2 separate regions of the Homo sapiens genome follow, and region 2 is linked to region 1. Evidence: read pairs that join two places in POLR2A ChIA-PET (ENCODE). Cell type or tissue: Caco-2. All regions are shown on one strand. Each heading gives the region's core, and the rest is flanking DNA. Links, peaks and the distances in the headings are about the cores only.

What was found. Peaks named below come from ENCODE experiments on the same cell type or tissue, not always from the same donor. Only the 100,000 strongest peaks of a DNase experiment are listed, where the experiment ranks them.
Region 2: POLR2A ChIA-PET joins it to region 1 with 5 read pairs; 2 of 35 experiments call an interaction of 5 or more read pairs at or near these places.

What each region holds. Positions count from the first base shown.
Region 1 is chr5:79,782,055-79,787,431 of GRCh38, forward strand. All of the region lies in intron 9 of CMYA5 (cardiomyopathy associated 5), which reads left to right. Among named protein-coding and RNA genes, the nearest start is that of CMYA5, 95 kb to the left of the region's middle. In Caco-2, for the core only: no CTCF peak of the experiment used is centred there; a DNase peak (open chromatin) is centred at 2,747; H3K4me3 peaks cover 692 bases.
Region 2 is chr5:79,614,744-79,620,120 of GRCh38, forward strand. It overlaps TENT2 (terminal nucleotidyltransferase 2), which reads left to right. Exons shown (of 15, transcript NM_001114394.3): 2 at 4,869-5,042; 3 at 5,251-5,340. The coding sequence starts at 4,906. Among named protein-coding and RNA genes, the nearest start is that of TENT2, 5.0 kb to the left of the region's middle. In Caco-2, for the core only: no CTCF peak of the experiment used is centred there; no DNase peak of the experiment used is centred there.

The DNA.
Region 1 (5,377 bases), core at 111-5,110:
GTGCTATAAATTTCCCTCTACACACTGCTTTGAATGCGTCCCAGAGATTCTGGTATGTGGTGTCTTTGTTCTCGTTGGTTTCAAAGAACATCTTTATTTCTGCCTTCATTTCGTTATGTACCCAGTAGTCATTCAGGAGCAGGTTGTTCAGTTTCCATGTAGTTGAGCGGCTTTGAGTGAGATTCTTAATCCTGAGTTCTAGTTTGATTGCACTGTGGTCTGAGAGATAGTTTGTTATAATTTCTGTTCTTTTACATTTGCTGAGGAGAGCTTTACTTCCAACTATGTGGTCAATTTTGGAATAGGTGTGGTGTGGTGCTGAAAAAAATGTATATTCTGTTGATTTGGGGTGGAGAGTTCTGTAGATGTCTATTAGGTCTGCTTGGTGCAGAGCTGAGTTCAATTCCTGGGTATTCTTGTTGACTTTCTGTCTCGTTGATCTGTCTAATGTTGACAGTGGGGTGTTAAAGTCTTCCATTATTAATGTGTGGGAGTCTAAGTCTCTTTGTAGGTCACTCAGGACTTGCTTTATGAATCTGGGTGCTCCTGTATTGGGTGCATAAATATTTAGGATAGTTAGCTCCTCTTGTTGAATTGATCCCTTTACCATTATGTAATGGCCTTCTTTGTCTCTTTTGATCTTTGTTGGTTTAAAGTCTGTTTTATCAGAGACTAGGATTGCAACCCCTGCCTTTTTTTGTTTTCCATTGGCTTGGTAGATCTTCCTCCATCCTTTTATTTTGAGCCTATGTGTGTCTCTGCACGTGAGATGGGTTTCCTGAATACAGCACACTGATGGATCTTGACTCTTTATCCAACTTGCCAGTCTGTGTCTTTTAATTGCAGAATTTAGTCCATTTATATTTAAAGTTAATATTGTTATGTGTGAATTTGATCCTGTCATTATGATGTTAGCTGGTGATTTTGCTCATTAGTTGATGCAGTTTCTTCCTAGTCTCGATGGTCTTTACATTTTGGCATGATTTTGCAGCGGCTGGTACCGGTTGTTCCTTTCCATGTTTAGCGCTTCCTTCAGGAGCTCTTTTAGGGCAGGCCTGGTGATGACAAAATCTCTCAGCATTTGCTTGTCTATAAAGTATTTTATTTCTCCTTCACTTATGAAGCTTAGTTTGGCTGGATATGAAATTCTGGGTTGAAAATTCTTTTCTTTAAGAATGTTGAATATTGGCCCCCACTCTCTCCTGGCTTGTAGGGTTTCTGCCGAGAGATCCGCTGTTAGTCTGATGGGCTTTCCTTTGAGGGTAACCCGACCTTTCTCTCTGGCTGCCCTTAACATTTTTTCCTTCATTTCAACTTTGGTGAATCTGACAATTATGTGTCTTGGAGTTGCTCTTCTCGAGGAGTATCTTTGTGGCGTTCTCTGTATTTCCTGAATCTGAATGTTGGCCTGCCTTGCTAGATTGGGGAAGTTCTCCTGGATAATATCCTGCAGAGTGTTTTCCAACTTGGTTCCATTCTCCACATCACTTTCAGGTACACCAATCAGACGTAGATTTGGTCTTTTCACATAGTCCCATATTTCTTGGAGGCTTTGCTCATTTCTTTTTATTCTTTTTTCTCTAAACTTCCCTTCTCGCTTCATTTCATTCATTTCATCTTCCATTGCTGATACCCTTTCTTCCAGTTGATCGCATCGGCTCCTGAGGCTTCTGCATTCTTCACGTAGTTCTCGAGCCTTGGTTTTCAGCTCCATCAGCTCCTTTAAGCACTTCTCTGTATTGGTTATTCTAGTTATACATTCTTCTAAATTTTTTTCAAAGTTTTCAACTTCTTTGCCTTTGGTTTGAATGTCCTCCCGTAGCTCAGAGTAATTTGATCGTCTGAAGCCTTCTTCTCTCAGCTCGTCAAAATCATTCTCCATCCAGCTTTGTTCCGTTGCTGGTGAGGAACTGCGTTCCTTTGGAGGAGGAGAGGCGCTCTGCATTTTAGAGTTTCCAGTTTTTCTGTTCTGTTTTTTCCCCATCTTTGTGGTTTTATCTACTTTTGGTCTTTGATGATGGTGATGTACAGATGGGTTTTCGGTGTAGATGTCCTTTCTGGTTGTTAGTTTTCCTTCTAACAGACAGGACCCTCAGCTGCAGGTCTGTTGGAATACCCTGCCGTGTGAGGTGTCAGTGTGCCCCTGCTGGGGGGTGCCTCCCAGTTAGGCTGCTCGGGGGTCAGGGGTCAGGGACCCACTTGAGGAGGCAGTCTGCCCGTTCTCAGATCTCCAGCTGCGTGCTGGGAGAACCACTGCTCTCTTCAAAGCTGTCAGACAGGGACACTTAAGTCTGCAGAGGTTACTGCTGTCTTTTTGTTTGTCTGTGCCCTGCCCCCAGAGGTGGAGCCTACAGAGGCAGGCAGGCCTCCTTGAGCTGTGGTGGGCTCCACCCAGTTCGAGCTTCCCGGCTGCTTTGTTTACCTAAGCAAGCCTGGGCAATGGCGGGAGCCCCTCCCCCAGCCTCGCTGCCGCCTTGCAGTTTGATCTCAGACTGCTGTGCTAGCAATCAGCGAGATTCCGTGGGCGTAGGACCCTCTGAGCCAGGTGTGGGATATAGTCTCGTGGTGCGCCGTTTCTTAAGCCGGTCTGAAAAGCGCAATATTCGGGTGGGAGTGACCCGATTTTCCAGGTGCGTCCGTCACCCCTTTCTTTGACTCGGAAAGGGAACTCCCTGACCCCTTGCGCTTCCCAGGTGAGGCAATGCCTCGCCCTGCTTCGGCTCGCTCACGGTGCGCGCACACACTGGCCTGCGCCCACTGTCTGGCACTCCCTAGTGAGATGAACCCGGTACCTCAGATGGAAATGCAGAAATCACCCGTCTTCTGCGTCGCTCACGCTGGGAGCTGTAGACCGGAGCTGTTCCTATTCGGCCATCTTGGCTCCCAGTAATTTCATTTTTAAAAACTAGGTATTTTATCATCTGGAATTTATCTCAGTAGATTGTGTGAAGTAGGAAATCCTACTTTTTTTTTTTTTTTAGTATGGCTATCTAGCTGTCCCATCAGGAAAACCCATCATTTTCCCTTCTGATCTGAAATACTTCCATTATTATACACTCAAGAGACTATATGTTTGGGTCTATTCCTGACCTTTATAATCTGTCTATTGATCCATCTATTTATGCCCCAGGACCATACTGGTTTTATTATTGTAGCTTTATAATTTAGAATTCCTGGTAGATTAGGTTGCCGCTTCCTGACTTTTTTTTTCTATTTGCTAGTTTGTATTTGATATGATCTTTAGAATCAGGATGCGTAGCCTCCTCCATCAGCCTGCTCCTGACTATTTGTTATTTTTAGAGATCATGTTAAATTTATAGATTAACTTAGGGAGAATTGAAATTTTTATGATGTTGCATTTTCCTATCCAAGAACTGATGTGCCTTTCCCTTCACTCAAGTCTTTTTTTGTTTCCCTCAGTAGCATCTTAAAAAATGTTCTTTATATAGATCTTATATCTTTATATATTTTTATGTCTGTCACTATTCTAAATAAGATTTTTCATTTTATCTCCTATCTAGTTGTTATTTGTATATAAAGGCTTTTGATTTCTTGTATCAGTTTTATATCTAGCCATCTTACTGAATTCTCTTATTATGTAAGAGTTTTTCAACTGATTTTCTTGGGTTCTCTAGATAAATGGTCCCATCATCTGCAAATGGTAGTAATTTTACCTCCTCCCTCCCAGTGTTTTTAACCTCATGTTTCTCTCTGACTTAATGGGAATGCTTTTAATATCCCCCTTAACCATTATGACCCCAATTATTTTTTACTTCGTAAAAATCCTTTTCAATTCCTACCAAAAATGATTCTGACCCCATTGTGCACCTTAGTCATGGCAAACTTTCCAGTTGCTCCTTGCCAAAACTCAAGAATAAAAGGGCCCAAGCTAGAGAGGCTGTCCTCACAAGCATCAGCTGCTGGGGGCTTCCACTCATTTTCCTCTGAAACAACAGAGAAAGAGACCATCTCTCATTCGCAGAGCAGCCCAAGGCCTTCTGAGGAGACAGTGAGTCTCCTCTAAGTCATTTCTCTCTGCTTTGTAGCAGTGGAGCTACCAAGGGTGAGATGAGCAGGTTGAGAGGCCTCTGAAGCCTGCTGGGCACAATGCTCTGTGATAAGTTTCAGCTCCACTGGAGCTTATCATCCACCAGCAATCGACTTCATGGCTGCTGCTCAGAGGCTCTAGGTGCTGCGCTGCTCACTGCCCTCACGTCTCTGGGACTTCCACACATAAAGCCATCTCTTTCCATTGCACTATGGCACTTGTAGGGAGGATCCCACACTTAGGGCCCAAAATGAGACCATTTGAGTCAAATTTCTAATTGTCTTTCAAATTTTATTATTGGCTGTAGACTTCCAATCATAGTCACATCAGTCGTGTTATTTACTGGTATAAAATCCCTAAGCACCAACTAAGTACCAACAATCGTGGCCTCATTTGCTGTCTGATCACTCACCTTAGTTTGGGTATTCTGTGAACTTGAATTCTACTGCAAACTATGCAATGCTTGTTATAAGTCATATGGACTTAGTTACAATTAGGACAAATTTTTGTTTCTAAAATTAAAAAAATCATAATCTCTGGAAGAGTGCTACTCTTTAGATCTCAAATTCCAGAATTTTTGAAGTTTTTGTTAGGCTAAAAAGCAGGGACAGCTGACATGAAGACTTTGGTGACATCTGAGTGGAGTCAGAATAAGTAGACAAGGAAACGAACCATTTGTTCTAACCTTTTTTGCTTTGTTCTTGGTGCTTGAGCATAAGGTGGCAACTTGTATACAATAAAACACCACCACATTTCGTATTACTTTTGTTTGCGTGCCTGCTGCTTTTATTTCACAGATTCAATGAGGACATTGTGCACATTTGTCAAATCTGCCTGACCTGTTTCATGCACTGAAAGCAGGACGGATCCCATATTTTGACTTCAGTACCATGTAAACCTTTATTCTTTAAATGAGCAATGAGACAGAGCATGCAGTTGACTATATATGTGGAATTTTCTCCTTGACAGACTTCATCATCTTAAGGGCAAACACTTACCTACAAAACAGTATCCTTGCTGTTTAACAACTGTGTTGTTATAAAATGAAGCCAGTGTGTTGTCTTTGTCTCTAAAGCTAAAATTTCCCCACCAATCCTTGTCACTTTTCCCCTTCCCACCCCCGCCTCCTCAACAAGCCCTCAGAATAACAGGCAGAGACAGGGCCTGGGCACATGATAAGTGATCAATACATATTTATTTAGGGAGCAAATGAAGTCTGAAATTCAGTTCAGGCTGACTATGCTTAGTGAGACAATAATTTTGTTACTAATTATAATTAATGTTCATTTAAAACATTTCTTCAGTCATCAATTCCAATAAGATAAGCAA
Region 2 (5,377 bases), core at 311-5,310, 170 kb before region 1:
ATTTCTGTTACAGTAATAGTTTTACTGTATTTTGTGAAACTCTACAGTCTCTTTAAAAAAATGATTATGTTGTTTATGATAATTGTTTTGATGTCATTTTTATTTTCATCAAAATCAATGTGAAATGTATTAGAAAAAGGCATAGAAATTCATAGGCGTTTCATTTACTTCCTCAACTCTAGATGTCTTTCAGAATACCTATATTGGTGAGCATAGAACGAATGCGTCGGAATGATTTTCCTCTACTTGAAGCCTACCTTCTTTAAAAAGAGCCTGACTTGAGGGCCAAAATTCATACTGAGGAGAGGCTGACAGATCCTTTGTTTTGCAGGGGCTCCAGAGCTTGATATATTTCTGGGAATTTGGAATATGCTAAACTAGATTTCTGCCCTAGACTAAACATCTGGCTGTGGACTCAATCTAAGTTTTTAAGCTGGGGATAATTTGGTCATTAACTTGGTAGAGTAGTTCTGAGCCACAAGTCATCTTTAGACTTAGTTTGGATTTGGCTGTGTAAGAGATGAAAACAAGGTGAGGCCTGGGCTCTTGATGTCATTTTGCATCTTCAAATCTTAATATACATGGACCTTATTCAGTTATAGAGGAAAAACAGCATATTTTTTATAGGTATAAACAAAAGTATCTAGGCTTTTTGCTATGAACCGATTTAAATAAACCTGAAAGTACAAGATTTTAATTCTAGTTTTTCTGAATACATATTTCTTCCATTCACTAGATTTGTAGTGTCTATTCCAACAAAATGAACTATCAAGCAAAATTTGTTACAGTGAATTGTATTTAATATCATTTTCTCATAAATCCTATGAAGTAGGATCCTATGTTTTATGGGAAATTAGGTTAGGGAACCAGAGTAAAAAAGGCCAAGAAGGAGTGTGAGCCTGAGCAAAGGGTGAAAAGTGTTCGTTGCCAGTCTTGAATCTGGCAATCCAAGATTTTTCTTTTTTCTTTTTTTTTTTTGTTTTTGAGACAGGGTCTTGCTCTGTTGACCAGGCTGGAGTGCAGTGGCACAGTCTCCTCGGCTCACTCCAACCTCCGTCTCCCTGGCTCAAGCGATCCTCCCACCCCAGCCTCCAGAGTAGCTGGGACTTCAGATGCAGACCACCACACCTGGCTAATTTTTGTTGTGTGTTTGTTTTTTTTTTGAGACGAAGTCTCGTTTTTTCGCCCAGGCTGGAGTGCAGTGGTGCGATCTCTGCTCACTGTAACCTCTGCTTGCCAGGTTCAAGCGATTCCCCTGCCTCAGCCTCCCAAGTAGCTGGGATTACAGGTGTCCACCACCACGCTAGCTAATTTTGTATTTTTAGTAGAGACGGGATTTTGCCGTGTTGGCCAGGCTGGTCTCGAACTCCTGACCTCAGGTGATCTGCCCACCTCGGCCTCCCAGAGTGTTGGGATTATAGGCATGAGCCATTGCACCCGGCCTAATTTTTTTTTTTTTTTTTTTTTTTTTTGAGATGGAGTTTTGTTCTTGTTGCCCAGGCTGGAGTGCAATTGCGCGATCTTGGCTCACTGCAACCTCCGCCTCCCAGGTACAAGCGATTCTCCTGTCCCAGCCTCCCAAGTAGCTGGGATTACAGGCATGTGCTACCACGCCTGGCTGATTTTTTTTGTATTTAGTAGGGATTTCACCATGTTAGTCAGGCTGGTCTTGAACTCCTGACCTTAGGTGATCCATCTGCTTCGGCCTCCCAAAGTGCTGGGATTATAGGCGTGCAGCCTAATTTTGTATTTGTTGTAGAGATGGGGTTTTACCGTGTTGCCCAGGCTGGTCTTTAACTCCTGGGCTCAAACAATCTGCCTGCCTCAGCCTCCCAAGGGATTACAGGCATGAGCAACTGCCCAGCCCAGGATTATTGTATGTATTTTTGCTAGGGGATTCCCTGGAATGCTGCTTAGTTCAAGATATTTCCATTTCCTCTGAAGAAGCTAGGGTGTACAGGTGAGGAAATATGACAGGATTATTTTCTTTTTTAAAAATCTCTTGTAAAAAGACATAAGGGTCTGCTAAAGAAAGTTGACAGACTCTTGTTTTCTGGAGGTTAACCTTGTCTCTGGTCCAAATTAGAGTCAGGCATTTAGGATGAGGTCTGATGATGGTTCATAGAATTTTGTCCACAATCTGTTATGAACCCTGGACTGGTGAGCCTTGTTATCTGTGGCCAACCTAGGGAATTTTAATCTTATGGAATTGAAAAAACAAGGAACAATGTTTGTGAGGGATTTATTAATTTCTTCCCAGATTTTTCTTTTTCTCCCCTGTTGTCTCTCATAGTTTTTCCAGCCCTCCTAGTCACAATCCCCAGAGGCAGCTACTTCAATTCTTCTGGCTACCTAGTTTTACTTTACTCTGTTGTTTAAAAAAAAAAAGAAAAGAAAAAAGAATAAAGCTTCTATAGTTCATTCTTTTGATTTATTTTTACTGAAAATGAGAATTTAGCACTTTTTGTACCCTCTTGTCATCCTCCATATAAAACTTGTGATATATAAACACAAATGTATAAGGTAGTGTCATATATAAATAATATATAATAAATTTTATATAGTAACTCAGTTTTAAAAAAATCAGTATATTCATTCTTTGTAAGAATCAGGTAACTGATTATATTGCCTTTTTTATATTACCTATTGAGTGTTTTTTTCTTTGGTAATTTATTTTTAACTAGCTACTTTTCTGTATTTCTAAAATTATTTCTACTCTGTTAACAGAACTTATCTCTATGGTCAAATACATCAGATAATCCACCAGTTGATTTTTCTTTTCTTAGATATCTTCTTGAAGCCCTGCATCCTCCCATTCTAATTTGAACTGTTAGCTTCCCATCACTGTCATCTCGGGTAATTTACTTTGTTTCTGCCCTACATCAGATCTCCCTTTTTCTAGATTCCAGGTTTTCTTTTTCTTTTTTGATAACTTAAATGTCTAAGAATGTTTCTAGTTGCCTTTGCATTGATAGTACAGCTAGGTATAGAATTACAGCCTGAGAGCATTTCCGTCAGAGATTTGAAGTCATGAGTCCATGTCCTGTGCTATTGAGAAGTCCAAAGCCATTTTGATTTCTTGCCGTTTGTTTATAACATTTTCCCTCTTTGAATATTTTATAAACTTCCTTTTTTTGTGTGATATTCTGAAACTTCAATATAATATACCTTGACATGTAACTTTTTTACTGTGCTTTGTACCCTTTAGATCCTTTCAGTCTGGGGATTGGTGTCTTTCAGTCTTTGGCATTTTTTTTGTTTTATTTATTAGGTAATGTCCTGTATTTTTTCTGTTCTTTCTGGACCTTCTGTTACAATGTTAGATCACATAGTTTAATACTTTTTGTTTTCTCTTCTGTTGTCTTGCCTCCTTCCTGCCCCTACCACCTTTTCCTTTTCGTTCTTTCTAATACATTTCCTCAAAGTTATCTTTTAAATTTCTGCTGGGTAGTTTTGCTTTCAATTTTATAATTTCCCAGAGCCTGTTTATTTTATTTTTGTGAGATAGGGTCTTGCCTTGTGTCCCAGGGTGGAGTGCAGTGGCATGAACATGGTTCACTACAGCCTTGACCTCCTGGACTCAAGCAATCCTCCCACCTCAGCCTCCTGTGTAGCTGGGACCATAGGCAAACACTACTGTGCCTGGCTAATTTTTTTGATTTTTTTTTTTTATAGAGACAGGGTCTCACTTTGTTGTCCAGGCTAGTCTTGAACTCCTGAGCTCAAGTAGTCTTCCCACCCCGGCCTCCCAGAGTGCTGGGATTGTAGGTGTGAGCCACCACATCCGGCCCCTTTCTTTTTAAATAGCATATTCTTGTTTTATATATGCAATGTCTTTTCATTAATCTGAGTTTTTTTTTTGAGTGTTCATTTGTTCCTGACATCGTTTCTGTTTATTCCCAGGTTTTATTTTTCTTCTGGTGATCCATGGATGCCTATTTTAAGTGAGAATATCAGGAGTCTAATTAGAAACTCTAAAAGTATGTGGGTAGGGCCTGTCAACTAGTTGGCTTCATGTTAAGTTGATTAGTTAGCTACCTTGACATTTTCTTGATGGACTCCCAAGTATTATTATGTTCTCTTGTTACTACGTTACATAGTTTCTCTCTCATTTTGTTTTTTCATAAGAGTTTTCTAATTGCTTGCTTTGAGAAAGTGGGCTGAGGGGTCCTATTTTTCTTTGTAGACTTTACCTGATCCTCATTTTCAGTTTATTACTTTATCCTATCCTTTGCAAGACTACAGCCTTGATATATTGGTCACTGCAAAGAATAAATATCTACTCTCCTCCCTGGATCAGTGAAGGATTCTGATTGCTTTGTACAATTTTTCCCTATTCCTGTGGAACATAGCCCTCTTTTATTGGAAGTCTTTTATATAAATTATGTAGACTTTGAGGGGAATCTCAGAATCTTATAAATTGTTAAGACAATATAAAATCCATTCCTTATTTGATCAGACCTGTAAGATCCAAATTCTAGGAATCAGGATGTCATGTGATGGTTTATACCTTTGTATAAATTAGTTTGAGAATAAATGTAATAATCTGTGGGATTTTATTAATGTCAGGTGATAACTTGGATTTCTAAAAGATTTGTTGATACGAGGGTAAAAGTATTAGGGTAAATTAATCAGAAAATTAGAAATGTGCATATATCTTGCTGTTTGAATTATGTTAATCTTAGATTTGGAATTTATTATTAGTTTTCTTTTGTTACCTACAGTGGCACTTAGGAGACCTATTTAACTTTGCAAATAAAATTTGTAACTTGATAACTAATTGTTTTAAGTTAGTGGATAATAGTTATCAAAGTGTTTAGTGTCTTTAAGCTATGATAATTTAATATTGTCTTTTTAAATTATCCTAGGTAGAAGAATACATGTTCACTTCCAGTGAACAAGAGCATGTTCCCAAACTCAATTTTGGGTCGCCCACCCTTCACTCCAAATCATCAACAACATAATAACTTCTTTACCCTGTCACCTACTGTTTATTCACACCAGCAGCTTATAGATGCACAATTCAACTTTCAGAATGCAGAGTGAGTATGGTGATATTTTGGCCCATGTTGTTGGTAAATTTCATTTTCTATTTGACATAAACCCTTTTTGTATGAAACTTTTGAACATGGAGAATATGTCGTCACATTTTTTTTTGATACGGATGTATTTAATTTTTTTTCAGAGACTGGTTTTGTTTTTAAAGAAAAAATATGTATAAATTACTGTTCTTTTCTTTGATTTTGTTAGCTTGTCTAGAGCTGTGTCATTACAGCAGCTGACATATGGAAATGTCAGTCCAATACAGACCTCAGCTTCCCCATTATTTCGAGGAAGGAAGTAAGTACTTCTTAATTATTTTAAAAGAATATTTTTG